Regions from separate parts of the Homo sapiens genome. Here region 1 is linked to region 2. The links are chromatin loops, found by intact Hi-C in ENCODE. Cell type or tissue: HCT116. All regions are shown on one strand. Each heading gives the region's core, and the rest is flanking DNA. Links, peaks and the distances in the headings are about the cores only.

Region 1 (8,324 bases), core at 26-8,025, 190 kb before region 2:
GGAGCTTGCAGTGAGCCGAGATCGCGCCACTGCACTCCAGCTTGGGTGACAGAGCGAGACTCCGTCTCAAAAAAAAAAGAAAAAGAAAAACAAAAAACTGACCTCCTCAATTCTTGGAGGCTTCAGCCAGAGGCTGAATCTTATAGCAGTTAGGACACAGATTCTGGAGCTGAAATCCTTGGGTTTAAATCCTGGCTCTAGGATGGGTGCTGTGGCTCATGCTTGTAATCCTAGCACTTTGGGAGGCCAAGGCGGGTGGATCACCTAAGGTCAGGAGTTCGAGACAGCCTGGCCAACATGGTGAAACCACGTCTCTAATAAAAATCCAAAAATTAGCAGGACGTGGTGGCACACGCCTGTAATCCCAGCTACTCTGGAGGCTGAGGAAGGAGAATCACTTGAATCCAGGAGGTGGAGATTGCAGTGAGCTGAGATCACGCCACTGCACTCCAGCCTGCATGACAGGAGCGAAAATATATCTCAAACAAAACAAAAAAATCCTGGCTCTATTGCAGTGGTCTGGAACCAAACCTGAATTATCTCTGAGACATGCCTGTACATGTGTTATCTTACTCAGCCTCCCAAAACCCAGAGAGGTAGGGTCTACTATAATCTCCATTTTATAGAAGAAGAAATTGAGGTGCCTTTTTTTTTTTTTTTTTGAGACAGAGTCTCGCTCTGTCGCCCAGGCTGGAGTGCAGTGACCCAATCTCGGCTCACTGCAAGCTCCGCCTCCCGGGTTCACGCCATTCTTCTGCCTCAGCCTCCCGAGTAGCTGGGACTACAGGTGCCCGCCACCACACCCAGCTAATTTTTTGTATTTTTAGTAGAGATGGGGTTTCACTGTGTTAGCCAGGATGGTCTCGATCTCCTGACCTTGTGATCCCCCCGCCTCGGCCTCCCAAAGTGCTGGGGTTACAGGCGTAAGCCACTGCACCCGGCCGAGGTGCTTTTTTTGTTTGTTTTTTTCTTTTTTTTTTTGAGACGGAGGTTCACTCTTGCCCAGGCTGGAGTGCATTAGCGCGATCTTGGCTCACCTCAACCTCCATGTTGGTCAGGCTGGTCTTGAACTCCTGACCTCAGGTGATCTGCCCACCTCAGCCTCCCAAAGTGCTGGGATTACAGGCATGAGCCACCATGCCAGGGTTTGTTTTTTTTTTTTTAAAAAGACAGTGTCTCATTTTGTTGGCCAGGCTGGAGTGAATGGTGCAATGGGATCACGGCTCACTGTAGCCTTGACTTCCTGAGCTCAGGTGATCCTTCCACCTCAGCCTCCTAAGTAGCTAGAACTACAAGTTCACACCACCATGCCTAATTTTTTTTTTTTTTTTGAGACAGGGTTTCACTCTGTCCCCCAGGCTGGAGTCCAGTGGCGCAATCTTGGCTCACTGCAACCTCCATCTCCTGGGTTCAAGCTATCCTCCTGTCTCAGCCTCCCAAGTAGCCAGGATTACACACGTGCATCACCACTCTCAACTAATTTTCTTGGATTTTTGGTAGAGATGGGGTTTTGCCATGTTGCTCAGGCTGGTGTTGAACTCCTGGGCTCAAATGATCTGCCTGCCTTGGCCTCCCAAAGTGCTGGGATTACGGGTATGAGCCACCATGCCCGGCCACGACTAATTTTTTTTTTTTTTGTATTTTTTGTAGAGACAGGGTTTCACCATGTTGCCCAGGCTGGTCTCAAACTCCTGAGCTCAAGTGATTTGTCCACTGCCTTGGCCTTGCAAAGTGCTAGGATTATAGGCTTGAGCCACCATGCCTGGATGGTAAAAATATTAAAGGTAATGATGCTAAGCATATGTCAAATATTTTACTGAATTCGTTATTTCATGAGGGAACCAGTAAGATGTTACAACTGGTTCAAAGGAGAATTCCAAGAATTACACACACACGTATGTAGATACTAAGGAAACTGAAATGAATTTTTTTTTTTTTGAGATAGAATCTCGCTCTGTCACCCAGGCTGGAGTGCAGTGGCACAATCTCAGCTCACTGCAAACTCTCCCTTCAGGGTTCAGGCGATTCTCCTGCCTCAGCCACCCAAGTAGCTGGGACCGCCGGCGCCTGCCACCATGCCCAGCTAATTTTTGTATTTTTGGTAGAGACCGGGTTTCACCATGTTCCCTAGGCTAGTCTTGAACCCTTGACCTCCAGCGATCTGCCTGTTTCAGCCTCCCAAAGTGCTGGGATTACAGGTATAAGCCACCACTCCTGGCCCTTGAAATGAATTTAGAGATAGATGCAAACTGTTTTTTGTTTTGTTTTGTTTTTTTGAGACAGGGTCTTTCTTTATCACCCACCCAGACTGGAGTGCAGTGGCATGATTATAGCTCACTGCAGCCTCAACCTCCTGGCCCCAAGTGATCCTTCTGCCTCAGCCTCCCATGTAGCTGGGACCACAGGCATATACCACCATGCCCAGCTAATTTAAAAAAATTTTTTTGTAGAGACAGGTCTCACTTTGTTGACCAGGCTGTTTGCGAATTCCTGGGCTCAAGCGATCCTCCCTGCTTGGCCTCCCAAACTGCTGGGATTACAGGCATGAGCCACCACACCCAGCTGCCCAACTGTTCTATCCACAGGGCAATAATTGCATTCCCCAGGACCCAGTTCATGGTAACGTGATTGGAACAGAGTGGTACTGACCCCCTACTTGGACAAGTATCATGTGCATTATTATCAGTTTTATCCAACTTACAGTGTTGTAAAATAACTCAAACAAGGAAAGCTGGAGGTAACCCAAGAAAATGAAACAGGACGCCCACTGATCTTTTTTTTTCTCACAGTATCAAGAGTGAATATTGAGGATGTTACTGAGTGCTGGGCACCATGCCAAGCTCTTTTCTTTGCATGCATTATAAACCAAGATATATCAGTTTTTTGTTTTTGTTTTTGTTTTTTTTTGAGACAGGATTCTTGCTCTGTTGCCCAGGCTGGAGTGCAGTGGCATGATCTTGGCCCACTGCAACCTCCACTTCCTGGGTTCAAGCGATTCTCCTGTCTCAGCCTCCCAAGTAGCTGGGATTACAGGTATGCATCACCTGGCCCAGCTAATTTTTGTATTTTTAGTAGAAACAGGGTTTCACCATGTTGGCCAGGCTAGTCTCAAACTCCTGACCTCAGATGATCCACCCACCTCGGCCTCCCAAAGTGCTGGGATTACAGGCGTGAGTCACTGCGCCCGGCCAATATATCAGCTTTATTCTCACTTTCTTCCCACCCCACAACCCATTAGTCTCTGAAGGCAGCTTGGAGGGCACAGGATTCGGCCCTTCTTACTCCTAGGAACCCTTGAGTGGCCTGCCTGTCTCTGGCTGCAGGAGCTGTCTCTGCTTCCCCCAGTATCCCCCCGAATGGAAGGCAGCTGTGCAGCAAATGAGACCAGCTTTTTGGAAGAAACTGTCATTCCTTAACTGGTTCTTTTTCCTTCTCAAGACCCCATTCTTCCCATTCCCTGGGATGGCTTCCGGCTGTTGTATTTCTGCTAATGCCCACCAGATGGCAGGTGCTCCTCGGCGTGAGTGCCAGGATCTCACCTGGCCCAGGCGCAAGCAGGCTCATAATAAACTCTGACTAGGAAGGGTCAAGAGAACGGTGTGGGAGACCCCAGAGTCTTCAATTTACCCATTGCAAACTGTACTGGGTCCTATCATGTGACCTATTCGGTCACTGGGGGGAGAAAATCTGAGTTCCTAGTCTCATGGGGGATAGTTACACAGGTGGGGGTCATCCAGACCACTGTGCTCATTCCAGGTGGCTGGCCACAAAGTGGCCTTCGGTGACCAGAGAACAGCCGGAAAACAGAAAGTAAAGCCAAGCTGGGAACAGCAGGGACTTGGTATCAGACAGATCTGGGTTGAAATCCTGACTCTGTCCACTACTAACTGTGTGGCTTGGGGCAAGTGATCTGAACCTAATTTTCCCCAACTGTCTAATGGGGGGATAATAATAGCCTGTAATTTCAGCACTTTGGGAGACTGAGGCTGGTGGATCACCTGGAGATCAGGAGTTCAAGACCAGCCTGACCAACATGATGAAACCCTGTCTCTACTAAAAATACAAAAATTAGCCGGGCCTGGTGGCGCATGCCTGTAAGTGCAGCTACTCAGGAGGCTGAGGCAGGAGAATCACTTGAACCCGGGAGGCGGAGGTTGCAGTGAGCTGAGATCGCGCCACTGAATTCCAGACTGAGCAACAGAGTGAGATTCTGTTTTAAAAGAAAAAAGAAAAAAAAAAAGGACAATAAAGCCTACTTGATAACTTCCCAGTGAGGAGCGAGGGAAAGGTGTGTAAGGGGCTTGGCCTGACACCCTGGAGCCTTGGGATCCTCCCTTCCACGATGCTGCTCTGGCCGGGGACCAAGCCCTCCCTCAAAAGCCACATCCCATCCTCATGTGCCCCAGACACCTACCTGGGCTCGAAGCTGCTCCTCTTCCTGGGTGGAGAATTCTGTGCGGCAGTGGAGAGGAACATCCATTTCAGCCACTATCTCGCCAATCCTTTGTTGCATGGCCACACACTCTTCCGCAGACAAGAATCCTTCCAGCACCAGGAATCCATCCTGTTGGAACTGCAGGCAGGCTTGAGACTCAGGCTTCCCCAGTCTGCAAATGCTCCTGTCTGACCCTTCCCTCAACCTTGCAGCTGTGTGAAGGTGGGACCAGGTATCTTGTTTGCTGCCCTGTCCCCAACCCCAGGCATGGAGTCTGGCACCCAGCAAAGAGCAATCAATATTGGCTGCTTGAATGGAAGAACAAGTAGTGAGGCCGGGTGCAGTGGCTCATGCCTCTAATCCCAGCACTTTGAGAGGCTGAGGCGGGCAATAACTTGAGGTCATGAGTTTGAGACCATCCTGGCTGGTCTCAAACCAGCCAGGGCATGGTTAGCTGGGCATGGTGGTGCATGCCTGTAGTCCCAGCTACTTGGGAGGCTGAGGCAGGAGAATCACTTGAACCCAGGAGGCGGAGGTTGCAGTGAGCCGAGATCTCACCACTGCACTCCAGCCTGAGCAACAGATGAGACTCCACCTCGAAAAAAAAAAAAAAAAAAGAAAGAAAAAGAAAAAGGAAGCTGGGCACAGTGGCTCACGCCTGTAATCCCAGCACTTTGGGAGGATCACTTAAGGTCGGGAGTTCCAGACCAGCCTGACCAACATGGTGAAACCCCATCTCTACTAAAAATACAAAAACTTGGCCAGGTGTGGTGGCGCATGCCTGTGTAATCCCAGCTCCTCGGGAGGCTGAGGCAGGAGAATAGCTTGGAGGCAGGAGAATAGCTTGAACCCAGGAGGTGGAGGTTGCAGTGAGCCGAGATCATGCCATTGCATTCCAGCCTGGGCAACAAAAGCGAAACTCCGTCTCAAAAAAAGAAAAGAAAAAGGAGCGGCAAGGGAAAGTTGTCCCTGCCCTTCCCCTCCAGGCTTGGGTCACCTGGAAACACAACCTTATTCATGTATTCAGCCAATATTGATTGAGCATCTACTGTGTCTGAGACACGGTTTTAGGAGCTAAAAGTATGGCTATAAGCAAGCCAGCCATGATGCCTGCCCTCATGGTGTCTACAGTCTAGTGAAAGAGACCGGCATTACACTAACCACACAGGTAAATTTACTGTCACAAACTTCGTGCCAGAGAGAGAGGATGAGTGTGAGTGCTGAAGGCAGAAGCAGCTAGCGTAAGCTGGCTGGGAAGGAGAAGGGTCTGGGAGCAGCAGCGCTGAGGGAGTGACATTTCAAGAGGGGACCAGCAGGATAAGGGAAGGGCATTCCAGACAGAGGGAGCAGGATATGGGAAGCCCCTGAATTTGGGAGGAACATAAGGAATTGGGAATGGATAGGGCAGAGTGAGGGGAGGGGTGGAAGAGGAGGCAGGAGGGTGGCAGGGGCTGGGCCAGGCTGGGAGCTATATTCTATCCTGAGCGCAGTGGCAGCCAGGGAGGGGAAGTAGATGGCTTCTTCTGATTTGCCTCTGGTCCTCTTATTCTGAGGCTCTTGAGAGAGAAAGGGAGGGAATGAATATCTGCACATTTGCCTGCAGAGCGTTACCAAGTTTTAGCCCCAACAGGGACACTGAAAGTCACCTACTGCTGGGCATGGTGGCTCACACCTATAATCCCAACAGTTTGGGAAGTCAAGCTGGGTGGATTGCTTGAGGTCAGGAGTCGGAGACTAGCCTGGCCAGCAAGGTGAAACCCTGTCTCTACTAAAAATACAAAAATTAGCCAGGTGCGGTGGCGGGCACCTGTAATCCCAGCTACTCGGGAGGCTGAGGCAGGAGAATCATTTGAACTCAGCAAGCAGAAGTTGCAGTGAGCTGAGATCACGCCACTGCGCTCTAGCCTAGAAGACCAAGCAAGACTTCATCTCAAAAAAAAAAAAAAGAAAGAAAAAGAAAAGAAAGTCACTTACTGCACACACCCACAAAGAGCCTAGTTTCCGGTTAAGGACACCCCTTCCGCCACCATGGGATGCTCAGTTCTGGCTTCCACACACCACTCATGACCACCCACCATGGGCCCCTCAGCTCTGCATGTTAGGAATTAATCACATCAGTATCAAGCTGAAAATTGCCTCCTTGGGAATTGGGCCAACCACAGCAACCTGTGCAACATACCCTTGATCCAGTAAATACACAAATACAGCTAGGAATTCTTTTTTTCCTTTTTTTTCTTTTTGAGACGGAGTCTCACTCTTGTTGCCCAGGCTGGAGTGCAATGGCATGATCTCAGCTCATCGCAACCTCTACCTCTCAGGGTTAAGTGATTCTCCTGCCTCAGCCTCCCGAGTAGTTGGAATTACAGGAATGCACCACCACACCTGGCTAATTTTTGTATTTTTAGTAGAGATGGGGTTTCACTATGTTGGCCAGGCTGGTCTCGAACTCCTGACCTCAGGTGATCCACTCACTTCGGACTCCCAAAATGCTGGGATTACAGGCATGAGCCACCGCACCCAGCCCTTTTCTCTTTTCTTTCCTTCTTCTTTTTTTTTTTTTTTAAGAGACAGGGTCTCTCTCTGTCACCCAGGCTGGAGAGTAGTGATGTGATCATAGCTCATTGCAGCCTTGAACTTCTGGGCTCAATCAATCCTCCTGCCTCAGTCTCCCGAGTAGCTGGGACTGCAGGTGCACACCACCACGCCTGGCTAATTTTATTTATTTTATTGTTTATTTTATTTTATTTTACTTTATTCTGAGACAGAGTCTCACTCTGTTGCCCAGGTTGGAGCGCAGTGGCGCGATCTCAGCTCACTGCAAGCTCCGCCTCCCGGGTTCACACCATTCTCCTGCCTCAGCCTCCCGAGTAGCTTGGACTACAGGCGCCCGCCACCATGCCCAGCTAATTTTTTTGTGTTTTTTAGTAGAGACGGGGTTTCACCATGTTAGCCAGGATGGTCTTGATCTCCTGACCTTGTGATCCGCCCACTTCGGCCTCCCAAAGTGCTAGGATTACAGGCATGAGCCACTGCGCCCGGCCTGTTTATTTTATTTTTGAGACGCAGTCTTGTTCTGTTGACCAGGCTGGAGTGCAGTGGCATGATCTCAGCTCACTGCAAACTCTGCCTTCGGGGTTCAAGTGATTCTCCAGCCTCAGCCTTCTGAGTAGCTAGGATTACAGGTGTGCGCCACCACGCCCAGCTAAATTTTTGTATTTTTAGTAGAGACAGGGTTCCGCCATGTTGGCCAGGCTAGTCTCCAACTCCTGACCTCAGGTGATCCGCCTGCCTTGGCCTCCCAAAGTGCTGGGATTACAGAGGTGAGCCACCGCGCCTGGCCAGTTTTATTTTTTTTTAGAGAAGGAGTCTTGCTATATTGCCCAAGCTGGTCTTGAACTCCTGTGCACAAGCGATCCTCCCACCTTGGCATCACAAAGTGGATTGGGATTACAGACGTGAGCCACAGCTAGGAATTGTTTTAGGAGGATTACGCAATAGGGGATCAAAGATATACATATACATATGGGGATATTCACTGAGCCTTGTTTCATGACAGAACCAAGTGGGGAGTAATCTAAATGCTCAGCGCAAGGGGATTAGTTTAACAAAGTATAGTTTATCTATCTGGAACACAGTATAGCTGATAAAAATCATGTAGAAACATATTTCCTCTCAAAGATTGGCTATACATGATTATCTGGCCATTGTGAGAACTTGACCAAGTAAGTGCCCTCCTTTCTCTGGCCCTCGGGCTACCAAACGGGGATAGCAGTACAGCCTCCTTTATTGAAGCTGGCAGGCTGGGCGCGGTGGCTCATGCCTTGTTGTCCCAGCACTTTGGAAGGCCAAGGCAGGAGGATCGCTTTAGCCCAGGAGCTCTGGACCAGCC
Region 2 (8,324 bases), core at 210-8,209:
ACAAAAATTAGCCAGGCATGGTGGTGGGCACCTGTAATCCCAGCTACTTGGGAGGCTGAGGCAGGAGAATCACTTGAACCTGGAAGGCAGAGGTTGCAGTGAGCCAAGAACTCGCCACTGCACTCCAGCCTGGGCAACAGAGTGATACTCCATCTCAAAAAAAAAAGAAGAAGAAGAAAACAAGAATCGTTCATAATCTCACTCCCTGAAAGAGAACTCCTGTTGACATTTTGGTGTGTCTCCTTCCAGCAGTGTTTCTATGCACAGATTTCATTACTTTAAGTCAAGCTGGCATCAATTCCTACTGTTTTGTGACTGACTGGCCAATCACCAGGCATGGATCTCCCTCGTCATTTTAGGACGGAGTCACTTTCTTTGTGCCATCCTGTACAGATGGACATTTCAGTTGAAAACCCATACTGGGAGGAACAGGCTGACATTGGTAGCGTTGCCAGTGTGCCAAGTACTATAGTTCTTGGGGAGAAAGGAAGCGGAATCGCTGGCCCAGGAGTTTTGCACACACGTGTTTCAGGCTTTTGGACCATGACTCCAGGCTGGCCCACAGAAGGCCCTCGTCAGAAGAGCAGTCACAGGCCGGATGCGGTGGCTCACACCTAGAATCCCAGCCACTTTGGGAGGCCAAGGCAGGAAGATCACTTGAGCTCAGGAGTTTGAAACCAGCCTGGGCAATATAGTGAGCCCTCACCTCTACAAAAAAAAAAATTTTTTTTTTGAGACGGAGTCTCGCACTGTCACCCAGGCTGGAGTGCAATGGTGTGATCTTGGCTCACTGCAACCCCCGTCTCCCAGGTTCAAGCGATTCTCCTGTCTCAGCCTCCCGAGTAGCTGGGATTACAGGTGCACGTTACCATGCTCAACTAATTTTTTGTACTTTAGTGGAGACGGGGTTTCACTGTGTTGCCCAGGTTGGTCTCAAACTCCTGAGCTCAGGCAATCCACCCCCCTCAGCCTCCCAAAGTGCTAGGATTACAGGTGTGAGCCATTGCACCTGGCCAAAAAAAATTTTTTTTTAATTAGCCAGGCATGGTGGCTCACACCTATAGTCCCAGCTCCTCAGGAGGCTGAGGTGGGAGGAACACTTGCATGGCCTGGAAGGTCAAGGCTGCAGTGAGCTGTGATCATGCCACTGCACTCCAGCCTGGGCAGCAGAGCGAGACCCTTTCTCCAAAAAAAAAAAAAAAAAGGCCAGGCATGGTGGCTCACGCCTGTAATCCTAGCACTTTGGGAGGCCAAGGCGGGTGGTCAGGAGTTCAAGACCAGCCTGGCCAACAGCAAAATGATGCTCTAACCAAAAATTAGCTGGGCATGGTGGCATGCACCTGTAGTCCCAGCTACTCGGGAGGCTGAGGCAGGAGAATCATGTGAACCCAGGAGGCAGAGGTTGCAGTGAGCCGAGATTGCACCACTGAACTCCAGCCTGGGCGACAGAGTGAGACTCCGTCTCAAAAAAAAAAAAAACAAAGAAAAAAGGGCTGGACATGGTGGTTCACGCCTATAATCCCAGCACTTTGGGAGGCCAAGGCAGGTGGATCACTTGAGGTCAGGAGTTCGAAACCAACCTGGCCAACATAGTGAAACCCTGTCTCTACCAAAAATACAAAATTTAGGCCGGGCGCGGTGGCTCACGCCTATAATCCCAGCACTCTGGGAGGCTGAGGTGGGTGGATCACGAGGTCAGGAGATCGAGACCATCCTGGCTAACACGGTGAAACCCCGTCTCTACTAAAAAATACAAAAAAATTAGCCGGGTTTGGTGGTAGGCGCCTGTAGTCCCAGCTACTCGGGAGGCTGAGGCAGGAGAATGGCGTGAACCAGGGAGGCGGAGCTTGCAGTGAGCCGAGATCATGCCACTGCACTCCAGCCTGAGCGACAGAGCAAGACTCTGTCTCAAAAGAAAAAAAAATGCAAAAATTAGCTGGGTGTGGTGGCACACCCCTGTAGTCTCAGTTACTCAGGAGGCTGAGGCAGGAGAATCGCTTGAACCCAGGAGGCAGAGGTTGCAGTGAGTGGAGATTGCACCAGTGCACCCCAGCCTGGGCAACAGAGCGAAACTCCGTCTCACAAAAAAAAAAAAAAAAAAAAAAAAAAAAAAAACCAGGTCACACGTGCTTCTGTTCCCAGGGTGCCTCTCCCCTCTTCCCCACAGGCTGGGTCTCTGCTCCTTGCTGAGGTCTCCAGCTTTCTGCTCCTCCTAATCTGGGTCCCTTGTGCCTCCCTCATGTGCTTGTGCCTTTATCCTCTCCAAGGGAACCTTGTTGTGCAGCCTGCCAGTGGGATGCAGGGCCAGCTGTCCCTTCTCCCTGGCATCCTGCCAGCCTATCATGGTTGGTCACTAGGATTCTCCAGTGGGAGGAAACCTCAGACAAGAAAAGACACACTCCCCACCCTCAGCATCCACAGTGACCTTGATTTCTTTTCCTGCAGGTCATTTGAACCAATTCTCCGCCTCCTTCCCCAGGGAATCTCTCCTGTCAGCCAGCACTGGGCAACCTGGGCCCTGTATAACCTCGTGTCTGTCTACCGTGAGTGCCAACTTGTCCTGGGTTCAGACACTCATCCAGCTGAAAGCAGATGTGCCCTCAGGGAGTTTGTAGTCCAGGAGGGGGGCATTAATTGCTGCTGTCAGCTTTTGTGCCTCAGAGCAGAACCCTCCACTTTCCAGCGTTTGTGGGACACCCAGCTTAAGGGCTCACTCCTGCCTCATCACCAGAAGCAGGCCTGGCAGGCGAAATACCTGTGCAGAGTTCCTAGACAGCTTTCTTAATGCTTCCCGCTTCCATGTGCAGGAACAGTCCAAAATCTCCATGCCTGCTGGGCTCAGTGGTGCACACCAGCTATTCAGGAGGCCGAGACAGGAGAATTGCCTGAGGTCTGGAGTTTCCAGCTGCAATGACCTATGATCATGCCTGTGAATAGCCATTGCACTCCGGCCTGAGCAACATAGTGAGACCCCCATCTCCAGAAGTAAAATAAAAGTCTCCATGCTGTCTGCATGAAAAAAAAAAAAAACACATACCATCAGCTGGTTCCAACCTGGCAGGTCACCAGAATCACCTGGTAAAAATACAGATAAATCTTAGTCCTTGGATTTGTTGAAAAAGAATATCCAGAGACAGGGCTTAGAAATCTATATTTTTACAGAAATTCCTCAAAGGATCACCATCTTTAGGAGCCACTGGTTTCACTGGTTTGGGTGACATCTTCCATAGAATGAGCGCTGGAGGCCAGGCATAGTGGCTCACACCTGTAATCCCAGCACTTAGGGAGGCTGAGGTGGGAGGATTGTTTGAGCCCAAGAGGTTGAGACCAGCACAGGCAACACAGCGCAACCCTGTCTCTACTTAAAAAAAAAAAAATTAGTCCGGGTGCAGTGGCTCATGCCTGTAATCCTAGCACATTGGGAGGCTGAGACGGGCAGATCATTTGAGGCCAAGAGTTTGAGACCACCCTGGCCAACATAGTGAAACCCCGTCTCTACTAAAAATACAAAAATTAGCTGGGCTTGATGGCACGTGCCTGTAGTCCCAGCTACTAGGGAGGCTGAGACAAAATAATCGTTTGAACCCAGGAGGCAGAGGTTGCAGTGAGCTCAGATCGTGCCACTGCACTCCAGCCTGGGTGACAGAGTGAGACTCTGTCTCAAAAAAAAAATTATATCTATTATATATATATATATATTTTTTTTAAGATTTTATATATATATATATATATTTTTTTTTTTTTTTTTTGAGACGGAGTTTTGCTCTGTCGCCCAGGCTGGAGTGCAGTGGCGCGATCTCGACTCACTGCAAGCTCCGCCTCCCGGGTTCACGCCATTCTCCTGCCTCAGCCTCCCGTGTAGCTGGGACTACAGGCGCCCGCCACCATGCCTGGCTAATTTTTGTATTTTTAGTAGAGACGGGGTTTCACCGTGTTAGCCAGGATGGTCTCGATCTCCTGACCTCGTGATCCGCCCGTCTCGGCCTCCCAAAGTGCTGGGATTACAGGCGTGAGCCACCGTGCCCGGCCATATATATATATATTTTAAGATTATATATTTTATATATATATATATATAATTTTTTTTTAAAAAAAAGAATGAGCTCTGGAAATAAATGCAGCAACTTCAAACCAAGGAGTCACCTCTTGCCTCCCCTACATGGACGCAGAACTCCCACCCATGGGGCTGGGCCCACGTCTTGCCCCCATTTCTAGCACTGCCCCCACCAAGGGCTGTGCCTTCACACCCCCGACACCAGGATAGTCCTCACAGACAGGGTGGGTTTCTGGGCCTCGGGCTGATAAGAAGACCCATCCTGATCCTCTGCTGTCTGCTCCTATCCCACAGCGGACAAGTACTGCCCTCTGCTGATCAAAGAAGGGGGGATGCCCCTTCTGAGGGACATAATTAAGATGGCGACCGCACGGCAGGAGACCAAGGAAATGGCCCGGTAAGAGACCAGCAGTGTGTTTCTGCCTGGAACCTTGGTTTAGGGGAGTAAGGGCATAGCGGGCGCCCTCTGGAGGTTAGGAATGGCTGAAATTCCCAGGGACAGCTTAGAGTTGAGTATGGAGGTTGACAGTGTATTGATGTCCACCTGGGGCCTCTCCAAATGTCATCTCGACCACATTGTGGCTGGAAATTAGATGACCAAGCTCGGAACGGAGCATCAGGGCCCTCGTTTGTAAGCTTAGTTTTCTTTTATTCCCAACAAATTCCATCCTTTTATCACTGGGTATTAGCAAGTCAGGTCAGAACTATTCATTATTTTTGGCCAAAGACATTCCCACTAAAGAAGGGACACAGTGTGGTAAAATACATTCTAGAGATAAGATGAGGCAGAGTGCGAGTGAGTTTGCTGAATGTGAAGATCACAAACATGGTGGAGTCTCGGCCTTCCGTGGCTCTGTGGCTTTCACTGCAGCATCTAAAATGTCACCGCCTCCAGTTCTCGAGTTGATCAGGACACGAGAGACTCTCAGGGATGCGACGTGTCGAAATCGTCGAACGACCTTGTTTTCTCCAGGATTCATTCTAGAAGGGAGAACAGTCAAGCTGACCCGAGCACACTTTTTCATGGCTCTGTATAGAGCAAAAGTTCACATGGAGGAGGGGCCTGAAACTCAGAGGCTCCTCAGCCAGCCACTTCCTGGGCCAGGGGAGGGAAGTGTCAGCTGGTTCTGCTATTATATCTGGCCAAAGGCGCTACTGGCCAGGCGAAGTGGCTCACACCTGTAATCCTAGCACTTTGGGAGGCTGAGGTGGGTGCATCACTTGAGGTCAGGAGTTCGAGACCTGGCTAACATGGTAAAACCCCGTCTCTACTAAAAATACAAAAATTAGCTCGGCGTGGTGGTACGTGCCTGTAATCCCAGCCACTTGGGAGGCTGAGGCAGGAGAATCACTTGAATCCAGGAGGCAGAGGTTGCAGTGAGCCGAGATGGTGCCACTGCACTCCAGCCTGGTCAACAGAGCGAGACTCTGTCTCAAAAAAATAAAATTTAAAAATAAATGGACGGGGCCCACCCCTAGGTTTTCTTTTCCAGTACATCCGGGAGGTGGGAGGTGGCCCTGGAATTTTCATGGTTAACAAGGATTCCCGGGAAATTTGAGAAGCACTGGGTAAGACTGACCAGTTACCTACCACAGTCACTTTGAACATTTCTCCAAGGCCTGTGATGGGAATCTGAGGCACTGGCCTGTCTGACAGCAAGGAGTAAATGACCCTGGACAATGCTTAGGAGAAGGCCCTCGGCCTGTCCACTGACCTCTCTCCCACTCTGGGTATTTGTTTCCTAAAAGGTATTGGGGCATCCCTTTAACACACAGAGGCTGCAGTGAAGCCCCCAAACCACAGGCTTGGTGTTGAATGGGCAAGCTGTCCGGGGTCCAAGGTGACAACCAACAGTGATGGGTGGCAGGGGTCAGGCTGGGGCGGGCGAGACTCGAAATCTGAGCTGGAGTGCTGAGCCCTGGCTGCCACAGGGTAGTGGGGGCCCTTGTGCGAGCACAGCTGCCCCTGCCCGACCCTGGACCTGCCACTGGATCCGGGCCTCTAGGGGAATCTGATGTGCAGTCAGTTTGGGGACCACTGGTGGACTTCTGGAAAGAGAAGGGTCTAGTGTGCAGGGAAAATGAAGAAGAGGTCGCTAAAGAAACTTCCAAAGGGTTTTGGAGGTCGGGCCTGAGCTGATTTGGGGACCCCCTATCCACAGATGCCCTGGGACTGGGGGTGGGAGAAGAGGGGCATGGAAAGGAAGGAAGCGGAGGATGGCTGGTGATGGCATTCACGGCCACAGGTGCCATTCCCTGAGTCCCCTGCACATGCCAGCCACTCTGCCAGCCCCTCTGTCCACATCATTCGGTCAGCATCACCATCACTATGAACACGTGTTTACCCAGCTGCCTAATGATCTCGGAGGGGCTGGGCTCACCCCCACCCAAGCCCACCCTCCAATCCTGTCTCCCCCATTGTCTCCAGCAAGGTGATTGAGCACTGCAGTAACTTTAAAGAGGAGAACATGGACACGTCTAGATAGAGGCCTCCGTCCCCATGGCCGCCACCGCTCTGGACCACAGGCGGGGAGGAAGCATGCTCAAGCAGCCCAGCGGGCGGGCCCCTTCCGAGGGAGCCTCCCACGGAGTGAAGAGACATGGGGGACTTTTGCACAACCGACGCTTTTCCTTAATGTTAGTGAGATATATATATATTATATATATATATTTTTTTTTTGGTTAGGAAGTGTGAAGTTTTGTGTGTATGATTTCTGTGCAAAAACAAAAGCAACACTCCTGAGTCCTTGCAGCTTCCTTGGCCATTCTCAAACCCACTCAGCCTTCATCGCTGACACACACACTCCTACCCCAACCAGACTAAATGCCTATAACGCTGTGAGTGTCCAGTCCTTGTCCAGGAAACTCAGATCCCGGCCTGGCTTCCTTTCATGAGAGGAGCAGGCCTTGGACAGCGTATCGAGCATCCTGACCCACTGCCCCTGCCTGAGAACGCCATCTCGGCTCCCGGGCACAGCTGATGGGGTTTGGGGATTAGAACTTACCCCACTGGGTCTCCCAAAAGCCTTGGTGCTCCCGGCTGTGGGCCATCTGGGGCAGGAAAGTGAGCCATTCCTAGGCTGAGGTCCAGGCAGCCCTGCCCCTGAAGACCCTCTAGGAGCAGGGCACCCAGTGGCCCTGCTGCTGTCCAGCCAGGCCTGCCTGAGGCCACGCTGCTATGGAGGCTGCCTCCTAGTCTCCCACCAGGTCCCAGGCTGTGGAAAGCCCCAGCCCAGGGATGGTCAGAACTCAGGGGCAGATTCCACTGCCCCTTCTGCCAAACACATCCAGAACCTGCCCTCAGCCCTGGAAGCTAGCATCTTCTGGGGCCAGGGGCTTGCTTCCTCGCTCCATAGCCCTCAACTGCCCAGGCGCTCCCACCAGCAGAACTGAGCCTGCCTCCTCCTCCCAGCCTGCCCCGCTGCCCAGAGGACCCCACGCCTCTCAGAGGCAGAGGTCCCATGACAGCCTTTGACCCACAACGGCCACACAGCCGCCTCCAGACCAGCACTCGGACTGCCCTGCAGTGGCCGCTTGGGCCTCCCTGGCGGTCCCGCCCTGCCCTAGGCTTTACCTTGGAAGCCTGAGAGGCGCCGGCTCTCTTGCTCCTCCATCGATGGACACTGCATTGCTTCTCATCGGACACTTGTGGAGCGCAGGGGCCTGGGGAGCAGCGCTAACCCTGGAGGCAGCCTTTGGGTGATGGCTTTTTCTTCCCTTTTCCTCCCGCGGGCCTGTTTTCAGGTGTTCCTAGCATTTCTGCCTCCAGGCAGGACGGCAGGGGTGAGCAGCTTTGGGAGAGACACCTGGCCTTTTTCTCCTGGAGCCTCTCCCTCCCGGCCCTGGGAAGTGGGCGCAGCCCTGTGTTCCCCCAGCTTGGCAGATGGGCTGCATGCGGCGCTCCCTTCCTTCCCACGCTCAGCGGCCCCGGCCAGACCCTGGCAGACTTCACACCTCATTGCTTTACCCCCTGGGGCCTGGGGAAATGTCTGTACTTTGGGAAGTCACAGAAATACATTTTTGTGCAAAATGGAAAACAGAGCGTCTTTTTTTGTGGAGGGGATTGCTAGCCTGGCTTCCAGGCTCTGGAGCAGGGCTTGAGCCACCCCTGGCAGGGGGGCTGCAGTGTAGGTAGTTCTGTGGTAGGGAGGGGTGCGTTTGGTGGGTTAAAGGGCTGCAGGCTGGGGACAGGTGGCAGGGGACTGAGCTGGAGTACCTGTTTCCTATGTGTTCTCTTCACATCCCTGTGCCCACTGAGGACACAGCTGGC

The links. Peaks named below come from ENCODE experiments on the same cell type or tissue, not always from the same donor. Only the 100,000 strongest peaks of a DNase experiment are listed, where the experiment ranks them.
Region 1: it touches region 2 in a loop (11-fold over the local background); 10 of 110 quality-filtered maps call a loop at or near these places.

What each region holds. Positions count from the first base shown.
Region 1 is chr9:128,923,287-128,931,610 of GRCh38, reverse strand. PHYHD1 (phytanoyl-CoA dioxygenase domain containing 1) reads right to left here. Exons shown (of 13, transcript NM_001100876.2): 4 at 4,415-4,573. Among named protein-coding and RNA genes, the nearest start is that of PHYHD1, 6.5 kb to the right of the region's middle. RefSeq lists a silencer at 7-301. In HCT116, for the core only: a CTCF peak has its summit at 3,502 (motif pointing right); a DNase peak (open chromatin) is centred at 3,510.
Region 2 is chr9:128,729,553-128,737,876 of GRCh38, reverse strand. It overlaps ZER1 (zyg-11 related cell cycle regulator), which reads left to right. Exons shown (of 16, transcript NM_006336.4): 14 at 2,446-2,543; 15 at 4,349-4,451; 16 at 6,483-8,091. The coding sequence ends at 6,540. ZDHHC12-DT (ZDHHC12 divergent transcript) reads right to left here. Exons shown (of 2, transcript NR_046240.1): 2 at 4,634-5,035. Among named protein-coding and RNA genes, the nearest start is that of ZDHHC12-DT, 9.3 kb to the right of the region's middle. RefSeq lists enhancers at 4,683-5,183, 5,184-5,684, 7,478-8,309, 8,310-8,324. In HCT116, for the core only: CTCF peaks have their summits at 4,269 and 4,474 (motif pointing left); a DNase peak (open chromatin) is centred at 4,456; H3K27ac peaks cover 298 bases.